Regions from separate parts of the Homo sapiens genome. Here regions 1 and 3 are each linked to region 2. A link is a contact called in ENCODE Hi-C or POLR2A ChIA-PET data. All regions are on one chromosome and are shown on one strand. Each heading gives the region's core, a stretch centred on a gene start or an enhancer-like site at or near the end of the contact. The rest is flanking DNA. Distances are from core to core; before and after follow the strand shown. Region 1 overlaps STARD13 (StAR related lipid transfer domain containing 13). Region 2 has its middle 72 kb from the start of RFC3. Region 3 overlaps STARD13 (StAR related lipid transfer domain containing 13).

Region 1 (2,844 bases), core at 121-2,620, 630 kb after region 2:
CACCCTAATTCACGGGGCTCAGATTCATAGAATTATTGAGCTAGCATTGAAGAATGCCAGCTGTGATCCAGAAAGCTTGAGTTTTATGTTGTCTGTGTGAGTGAGGAGGAAAACATACACAAAGTAGTATTTTACAATTTTTAAAAGGCTATATTTAAGACCAAAGCACAGGAGCTTGCAGTTAAGGGGTTTCAAACTTTGGAAAAACAGATTAATTTTGTCCCCTGCTGTTCTTCCTGCCCTTTAGTTTTCCAAGATTTTTCCTTGTGAACTGTCAGACTGTTAGCCTGATTCAGATATCTAAGATATGTGATCATTGTTTTTATTTGGAAACGCAAAAGCCTGGGATCTGGATAGCATCTGGGTATAAACAGAAAACAAAAGGGATGAGTTTGGTATTGTGACAAGCTCGTTGGTGTGGGATCTGCTTAGCACACTCACGTTCAATTACAGAGTCATACAGAAGAAATATGCCACTGGGAAGCCAGATCAAAAGGACCTCAACGAGAATCTGGCAGCAGCTCAGGGGCTAGCGCACATGATCATGGAATGCGACAGACTTTTTGAGGTGAGCAAAAGGCTCGAACCTCCGCCTCCCTAGTAGCTCTTGGAACTAGATAAGACGCTTGGGATTGTTGCTACATTTATGGTTTCTATCTGTTTGTTCCTGATTTTATGACAATAGTATATGTTATAGCTCTGGTGTTTGCTTCCAAGAAAGCTGAGGAGCTAGCTATACAATTGAGGCTTTGATAAAGACACTTGGGATTACCATACTGATGGTTTTTATGCAAACAGTGCATCACCTGCCATTATCAGGTTCAAGGCCAGTCAGCCAATTATGTTCTATTTGATTTTACCTTGGAGCTTGATTAGGTTAAACATCTGTGTGAGTGTGTGTATGATACTGAGGAATCTTTGTTGCTAAGAACCAATGACAGCTTATGAATACAGCCACAGATATGTAAAAGAAGTAAGTGAACCAGACTTGTGGCATACTTTTGTGATAGAATTGGCATTTGTCAATGGGAAAAGTGTGCTAAAAAAGTAAAGCTATTCCCAAGTCATGTTTGATGTTTCCCTTCACAAGTCTGTCTGTTTTAAGTCTTATTCATAGTGGGTAAAGTTGTCTGAGCCCATATTTTGCCAAACTGAATAAAAAGACAGTAAAGGTAAAATAAAAGGGAAGTGAAAATAATAAAGGGGAAGTCATTGCAATGTTTTGAATAATAAATACAGCCTCAGAAACATGTTTGTATTTCCTGACTTTAGGAAGGCCCCTCCCGGCCTTGGCAATGATCTTAGAAAAACATCTCTGGCCGTGTGGCCCTCGGCCCGTGGCTCAGAGCCGGGTTGTGGGTGAAATGGCTTTGCTTTCTTTGAGTCTCGGCGTTTCTTTGGCTCAGTGTGTTGCCCTTTCATGCATCCGTTGGTCTAGGTTCCACACGAGTTGGTGGCCCAGTCTCGTAACTCGTATGTGGAGGCTGAGATCCACGTGCCAACCCTGGAAGAATTGGGGACACAGCTGGAGGAGAGTGGGGCAACTTTCCACACTTACCTGAACCATCTCATCCAGGGCCTCCAGAAAGAAGCCAAGGAGAAGTTCAAAGGATGGGTCACGTGCTCCAGCACGGACAATACAGATCTTGCTTTCAAAAAGGTAATCTCAGAGGATGGAAAAAGATCACCCCCAGAAAGCCACAGCTAACAATCAGACATTTGTTTTTGCATTGAAAACAGCTGCTGTGTCCACAGGGCTTGGCACACACGCGGACAGTTAAGGCACATGAACCATTCAAAGAACTCAGTCCAGAGATCTGTTGCCTATAATCAGAGAGTAAACTATGGAGCCGGACAGCTGGATCCCGGTCCTGTCTCTCCCCCGTAGCTGTGTGATGTTGGGCAAGTCACACACCTCTCTGTGCCTCAGTTTTCCCATTTGCAAAATGGACATTGTAAGAGTACCACTGTCGGAGGAAGGCTAATTTACAAACCAAATGGCTTAGAATAGTTCCTGGCACACAGTAACCACTAGGTGTGTTGGTGATTATTATTTTTATCATCATTATTATTCTTTTAAGCTTAAGGACTAAAATGTTACAGCTGAGGTATGTAGTATCACTCTCAATTTACATAATCAGTGATGGTTTTTGAACACCCAGCAAGGTATGATAGCAAAACTAAAAGCCCAAACAAAAAATGTTGGACCCATATCCCAGACAACCTCTTCAGCTTCTGACGTTGTCTTTCCCAAGGTGGGCGACGGGAACCCGCTGAAGCTGTGGAAGGCTTCTGTGGAGGTGGAAGCACCCCCCTCAGTGGTCCTGAACCGCGTGCTGAGAGAGCGCCACCTGTGGGACGAGGACTTTGTGCAGTGGAAGGTTGTGGAAACTCTAGACAGGCAAACAGAGATCTACCAGTATGTGCTGAACAGCATGGCTCCCCATCCTTCCAGAGACTTTGTGGTTCTCAGGTGAGCCTGACTCTAGGGTTTATGATGTTCTGTTCCAAAGGCAGGACGCGAACTGTAGATGTGAGCACTTCTCCTGGTGTCTCCCACCAAAGTCCAGCCTCCACGGGGAACACTAAGCCGGCTCTTGTTTCCCTCAGTGACATCTGAGTTTTCTGTGTCGATGCCCGACTTCCTGTGTCTTTTCACCCAGCCTACAGCTCTGCCTGGGCTCTCTGATTGCCCCTCTCCTTGTGGAGCACACAGTTTATTAGGCCATAAATATTATTCATTTCCTCAGAGCAGACGGCCCAGAAAAGCTGCTGTTTGTCCGGTTGCACTTTCTGCCAAATTATGCAAATGGATCTGACTGGCTTTTCTTCTGATTTTGTTTT
Region 2 (3,183 bases), core at 322-2,821:
ATAAGATACCAATAAACAAAAACAGAGAAATAAAAATAACTCATAATCCCATCACCCACAGATAAATACCATTATGTATATAGTCCCCAGGCCTCATTTCTTTTTTCCTAAGAAGGAAATGTGTACCATATTGTATGTTTTATAACCCGCTTTTCTTATTTCTCTCCATATATAGAAATATTCTGCCTTTACAACATTTTCAATATCTATTCCATAGTCCCTTGGAAAGATGTATGCTTTTATTCTACAAATCCCCTTATGTTGGACATTCCGTTTAGTTTCAATCTTCTAATATGATAAGCAATGCTGCAATGAACTTCTTTGTAGGTAAATATTAGGACAAATTAATGATTTATGCTGTTGCTTAGGATGTTTTAGAATTGCTGGTTTTAAAATATGCTAATTTTAATCCTTTTGGTATTTCCAATCTGCTTTATTTATTTATTTATTTATTTATTTATTTTTTGGAGATGGAGTCTCACTCTGTCACCCAGGTTGGAGTGCAGTGGTGTGATCTTGGCTCACTGCAAGCTCTGCCTCCCAGGTTCACGCCATTCTCCTGTCTCAGCCTCCCGAGTAGCTGGGACTACAGGCGCCTACCACCATGCCCGGCTAATTTTTTGTATTTTTAGTAGAGACGGGGTTTCACCGTGTTAGCCAGGATGGTCTCAATCTCCTGACCTCGTGATCCGCCTGCCTCCACCTCCCAAAGTGCTGGGGTTACAGGCATGAACCACCACGCCCGGCCTCCAACCTGCTTTATTAAAAGGCAATACTAAAGTGAAATCTCAGCCATACAGTCTACGTACCATGACTCCTCTTTAGCCACTTTCTATTTCACAATGAACTCCTACATTTTCCATACAGCTACTTTGAACTCTAAATAGGTTCATCATTTCTCTCAATACTGCCAATGCTGGTTATTATCATTTTGTTTCATCTTTGGCAATGCAATAGTAGGAATTCAACAGAGGGCATTGCAATATTATAAGTCCTCTTACTAAATGGAGCATTTAATGAGTACTTGCCCTTCCGAATGAGCATCCGTTGTGGGACAAGCCTGTACTACATGTTGGATATGAAGGTGGATGTGATGTGGTCACTGCCTCCAGGAAGCTTTAGCTTTAGCTAAAGGCATTAAGCCCCCAAGGATGAAGTAGTGGGGGTTTAAGCAGAAGCTGTTTTAAAGAGGGTGAGTGCAAAACGTGTGGTGAGCCACAGGACCATGTGTATTCAAATGTATGCCATGGGCTGCTGCTGCTGCTGCTGTTTCATATCACTTGGCACTGCTGAGAAGGCTGGCAGTGAGGCTGGTTAAATTTGTAATAAGTTGTTCATTTCTGCATAAAGGAAAAATGGAACAGCAATTTTTCTTTTCTAATGTTCAGTTACCACTGTCCTTTATGTGAAACGATAACAATGGACTCCCTCCCATCAGCATCTTTGAAACACTCTCCTCCTGTGGAGACGACTGGCCTGTGGTTGTGCAGCAGAGCAGACATGCTCATTTCTGTCGTCAGGTCACCATGTTCCCTGCAGGTGTGTGGCTCATCGTAATCCTCTATGCTTGCACTTAATGGGTTTTTTTTTGCAAGATTAAAAATGCAGGTGTAGCACACATCATTAATCCCCAATTTCAGTTAACTGAACTGTGTGTGTATTTATGCAGCTGCTGACTCCTGAGACACCCACTTGGAAAGAAGACAAAAGTTCTGAATGTACCTTTCTGTAATTCAGTAAACATACAGAGTACAAATTAAAAAAAAAAAATTAAGGATTTTTAATTCAACAGCCTTGCCAATGGGGGCACTGGCCACAAACACACTTGTTCATGAAAAGATCTATTTCAAGTATTCTCCTGGAAGCAAGAACCAGTATCTGGAATGTAGGCAGCATTTGTTCTTTAAACAAAATTAAAGTTTTACAGGAATGCAATGCTGTGTACTCATTAAAAAAAAATTACAAGTAGAAAAATCTGGAAAGAATCCATTTTGTGCTGTGTCTTTCCGACTGGAGGTTGTAAGTGGTAGCCCCTCCCCTGCCCTGGAGGACTTCCCTGCTCCACCCAGCTGCTCTAATCCCATATACTTCCTGCCTGGAATCCTCCTGAAGCTGCTTCCATCTTCTACCCCACTTCCTCTTGCTGAGCAGCATAGTAACTACCGTTCACATCACCTCCACTATGTTCATCATTCTGTGAAGTAAATAAAAGTGGAGGAAAGGCCCCACTACAGAAGATGAGGTGCAAAAAATGCCACCTCAGAATGTGGCATATTGACATACTGAGTGAAGCATGCTGAAGGAAATTGAGAAAACCTCAGAAGCAAGATAGTCTCTCTGACCTTCTCCCACCCCTTCTCCCCTACAGTGGGACATAGAAACTGAAATTCCTCTTGTCCCTCTCTCCCCTGAAGTGGGCCTTAAAACCTAGGAAGGTTACCTCTGACCTACTCCCACCCTCCTCCCCTGAAGATTTTCATGTGACAGGTGTCTTGTCCTATAGCTGGAGGGAAGGAATGTCACACAGAGAGGCCAAGAGGAATCTGAACAAGCAGGCCTTACCAAGTACCCCCCGCTTATTACCACTTGATCATATCCTTTTGCCTCCAGTCATACTTCTGCATGACTGTCCATAAAAATCCACACTTTTCCCTGGGTCTTTGAGTTTTCATTACTGAAGGTGCCTATGTCACTTAAAACTTGCATTAAATAAATGTGTTATGCTTTTCTCTTGCTAATCCGTATTTTGTTATGGGCCTCAGCCATGAACTGTGAGAGATAAAGAAAAGATACTAAGTTTTCTCCCCTACATAGATGAGGAAGTTGCAACTCAGCAAGAATCAGTGACTTTCCAAGGTCCCATCTTTTCTGAAGGATGCTCCAAGCACCCTGAGTGCACACGCAGGGAACTGGAAGGCCACAGCTCACTCTGCACCCAAACCTGCAGGAAGAAGTTTCTCTAGGAACCAGTCAGGGGCAAGTTGTAGGACTCTTAGCAATAACCTCTGCTGCAGGGTGGAAGAAGCTTCTGCCTGGAAGGCCAGGGGAATGAGGGAGGCTGAATGAGTTTGCCCTCTCCACCAACTCGCCCCACTCTGTCACCACAGCTCCAGTTGTCTCTTTCAGTTCTCATGAAGAGCTCCCAGTTACATGTTAGCTTATTCTCATTGTTTCTAAAGTCTG
Region 3 (2,990 bases), core at 237-2,736, 600 kb after region 2:
TTGTGCAGATCATCAAGGTCAGCTAAAGGTGGAAGATTAGGGCCAGCTCAGGTCTTTCCTGGGTATACACACAGTTCTGCACATGTACTTGGCCTTCTAGATTCCTAGGAATACATTGGAACTTTTCTAAGTCCCCTATGGACATCTCATTCTCCCAGATATTCTTTTTAAGCTTTTTGGTTAGCATCTTGTTTGGCTCAACTGTTATTACCATTTCAGGCAACTGCCATGTTGACTAATTACTACTGACTGTCTTTGACAAACACCCTGGGTATAAGCTAGTTTCAGTAATGATTTGAGTCAGGTTAAATAAAGACAAGCGCTGTGAACTGGGGGTTTTCAGGGAATTCCCAGACAGCTCAGATAATGACAATTCTTTGGTAACGGAGTTTTGGGGAAGCTCAAACATGTTCTTCCCTCTCCAGTGGATGCAAGGCTACTAGTTTTCACAGCTACTCTGACGGTGATGCTGTTGATTTTCAAAGCTCCTGAAAAGCTGGGGAAAAGGGCATAGGAATAGGGTGGGTTTGAATGTCACAAAGCTCACTGTCCTTACATATGTTTAACCATTTTTCTTAAATAGACACTTAGTGTTACTTAGTTTGTTGGAAGCCCATATCAATTTACAGCTTTCTTAAAAAGTTGATTTTGACAATATCTGCCAGTACTTTTGTTGATTTTATGAAGAAGTGGGGTTTTGGAGGTTTTCACTTAACCTTTTTCACTGATGTCACTCACTTGCATTATTTTTTATTCAGCTTTATTTAAATATAATTTATATTCCAAAAAATCACCAAAGCATACAATTTGATTAATTTTGTGAAATGTACAGCTATGTAACTATCACCACAATCGTGACATAAAACTTTATTTTTTCAGCTACAGGGTCCTACTATGTCACCCAGGCTGGAGTGCAGTGGCGTGGTCTCAGCTCACTGCAGCCTTGACCTCCCAGGCTCAAGTGATCCTCTCACTTCAGCCTCCTGTGTAGCTAGGACTACAGGCACGTGCCACCATGCCCAGCTAATTTTTTTTTTTGAGATGGAGTTTCACTCTGTCACCCAGGCTGGGGTGCAATGGTGCAATCTCGGCTCGCTGCAACCTCCGCCTCCCGGGTTCAAGCAATTCTCCTGCCTCAGCCTCCTGAGTAGCTGGGATTACAGGCATGTGCCACCACGCCTGGCTAATTTTGCATTTTTAGTAGAAATGGGGTTTTACCATGTTGGTCAGGCTGGTCTTGAACTCCTCACCTCAGGTGATCCACCTGCCTTCACCTCCCAAAGTGCTGGGATTACAGGCATAAGCCACCACACCCGGCTTAATTTTTATATATTTTTTTTGTAGCGACAGGGCCTCTCCATGTTGCCCAGGCTGGTCTCAAACTCCTGGGCTCAAGCGATCTGCCCACCTTGGCCTCCCAAAGTTCTGGGATGACAGGCATGAGCCACCATGCCCAGCCGTGACACAGAACATTTTTGTGACCTCAAAAAGTCCCCCAGTGCCAGCATTTGGCAACCACTCATCTGTTTCCTGTCACTACAGTTTTGCCTTGCCTGAAATTTTTTTGATGAGTGGAATCCTGTAGTGTATGCTCTTTGTGTCTGGGTTCTTTTACTTAGCATAATGACTCTGAGATTCATGTATAGTGTTGTATGTATCAATAGTTAGTGCCTTGAATTGTTGAGTATTCCATTGTATGGATATACCACAATTTTTATATCCATTTACCAGCTGATGGACATTTGGGCCATTTCTACTTTTTGGCTATCTTATGATTAAAGCTGCTATGAACATTCAAGTACAAATCTTTTTACAGCAAAAAAAAAATTATAAAAAGTATAAATCTTTTTGTGGACATGTGATTTCTTTTATCTTGCATAAGTAGCTGAGAGTGGAATTGCTAGATCAAGTACTAAAAATATATCTAATTTCATAAGAGACTGCCAAACTGTTTTCCAAAGAGACTGTACGCTTTGGAAGTTTCAGTAGTTCTGAATCCTTGCTAATACTTAATGTTGTCAGCGTTTTTACTTTAGGTATTCTGTTGTGTAGTGGTGTCTCGTTATGATTTTAATTTGCATTTCTTTCATGACTGATGATATTGAACATCCTTTCATGTCTTCTCTTAGAAGTATCTGTTTGAATATTCTGCCCATTTGAAAATCAGGTTGTTTGACTTGTTACTGAGTTTAAGAATTCTTTAGGTGTTCTGTATATGAGTCCTTTATCAAATACATGTTTTGCAACTGCTTTTTCCAAGTAGAGAAGCAATTTGTAAGGTACAGGCAAACATCTGAGTTTAGGGGCAATAAAAGGACCCAGAGCTATAAAGTCAAATCTACTTAGAGTCTTCAGCTTTAGAAAATAATAAATAAACTTCCTGCATGTGTCAGAAAGTATAAAGCATATTCGAGTCTGTGGTATATAGAAGATGATTCCTTTGATGTCTTGTGTGTGTGTCGTAGATCAAAAGCTTTTCCACAGAAAAGCAGAATGGAGTGTTTTGTTTGTGCTTCCAAACCCTAATGGAAGAACAAGTTCACTAGATAAGTTCATTTTATAAATAACAGGCAATCCTCCCCTAAACAAACCTGTTACAGAGCCACCAAATGTGCAATATCCACCATTTTTTTTCACTTCACACCCACTCTTAGGTAGACATGCTAACACACGTGGAACAGACCAAAGAGACAGGCTGAGAGCCTGCCAAAGATGGTCTCAGATGAGATGATCAGCTTCCAACTCAGCATTGCCTGCTATATCTGACACTAATGAATGCGTAGTCAGAGGGTACATTGGAGGTGGTTGAAAATGAGGAGAGTCATTAAACGTATTTCAGTCGGTGAGCGACGTGAGAAAAAGTTGAGAAATAGAACTGGTTTCAGTGTAAAGTTTTAGAAGTGGTAGTGAAACCAATTAGGAGGCTGATGCCTGACTCTTGATAAACAACGACAGGAGACTGAATTAGGGCCAAAGGAGAGGCAAGACTT

Evidence for each region. A loop is a pair of places that touch in the nucleus more often than their neighbours do. ChIA-PET counts read pairs that join two places held with the same protein, here RNA polymerase II (POLR2A). Pooled maps may share reads with other maps.
Region 1: a loop to region 2 is called in a pooled map, with 2.7 times the contacts of the local background. The contact joins two enhancer-like sites. A Hi-C loop is called at or near these places in 1 of 37 single-sample maps with no recorded cell type and 2 of 50 pooled maps. POLR2A ChIA-PET finds 5 or more read pairs at or near these places in 1 of 52 experiments (activated T-cell).
Region 3: a map with no recorded cell type shows a loop between it and region 2 (5-fold over the local background). The contact joins two enhancer-like sites. A Hi-C loop is called at or near these places in 5 of 37 single-sample maps with no recorded cell type and 3 of 50 pooled maps. POLR2A ChIA-PET finds 5 or more read pairs at or near these places in 2 of 52 experiments (OCI-LY7 and activated CD4-positive, alpha-beta T cell).

Annotation. Positions count from the first base shown.
Region 1 is chr13:33,109,502-33,112,345 of GRCh38, reverse strand. STARD13 (StAR related lipid transfer domain containing 13) reads left to right here. Exons shown (of 14, transcript NM_178006.4): 10 at 454-568; 11 at 1,439-1,660; 12 at 2,256-2,473. Among named protein-coding and RNA genes, the nearest start is that of KL, 95 kb to the right of the region's middle. RefSeq lists enhancers at 2,517-2,606, 2,707-2,766. Within about 2 kb of position 1,370, at least 19 of the 41 ENCODE cell types and tissues checked have a DNase peak (open chromatin) inside an H3K27ac peak, as active enhancers do.
Region 2 is chr13:33,744,144-33,747,326 of GRCh38, reverse strand. No RefSeq gene overlaps it. Among named protein-coding and RNA genes, the nearest start is that of RFC3, 72 kb to the left of the region's middle. Within about 2 kb of position 1,571, at least 10 of the 41 ENCODE cell types and tissues checked have a DNase peak (open chromatin) inside an H3K27ac peak, as active enhancers do.
Region 3 is chr13:33,144,372-33,147,361 of GRCh38, reverse strand. All of the region lies in intron 3 of STARD13 (StAR related lipid transfer domain containing 13), which reads left to right. Among named protein-coding and RNA genes, the nearest start is that of KL, 130 kb to the right of the region's middle. RefSeq lists an enhancer at 195-494. Within about 2 kb of position 1,486, at least 3 of the 41 ENCODE cell types and tissues checked have a DNase peak (open chromatin) inside an H3K27ac peak, as active enhancers do.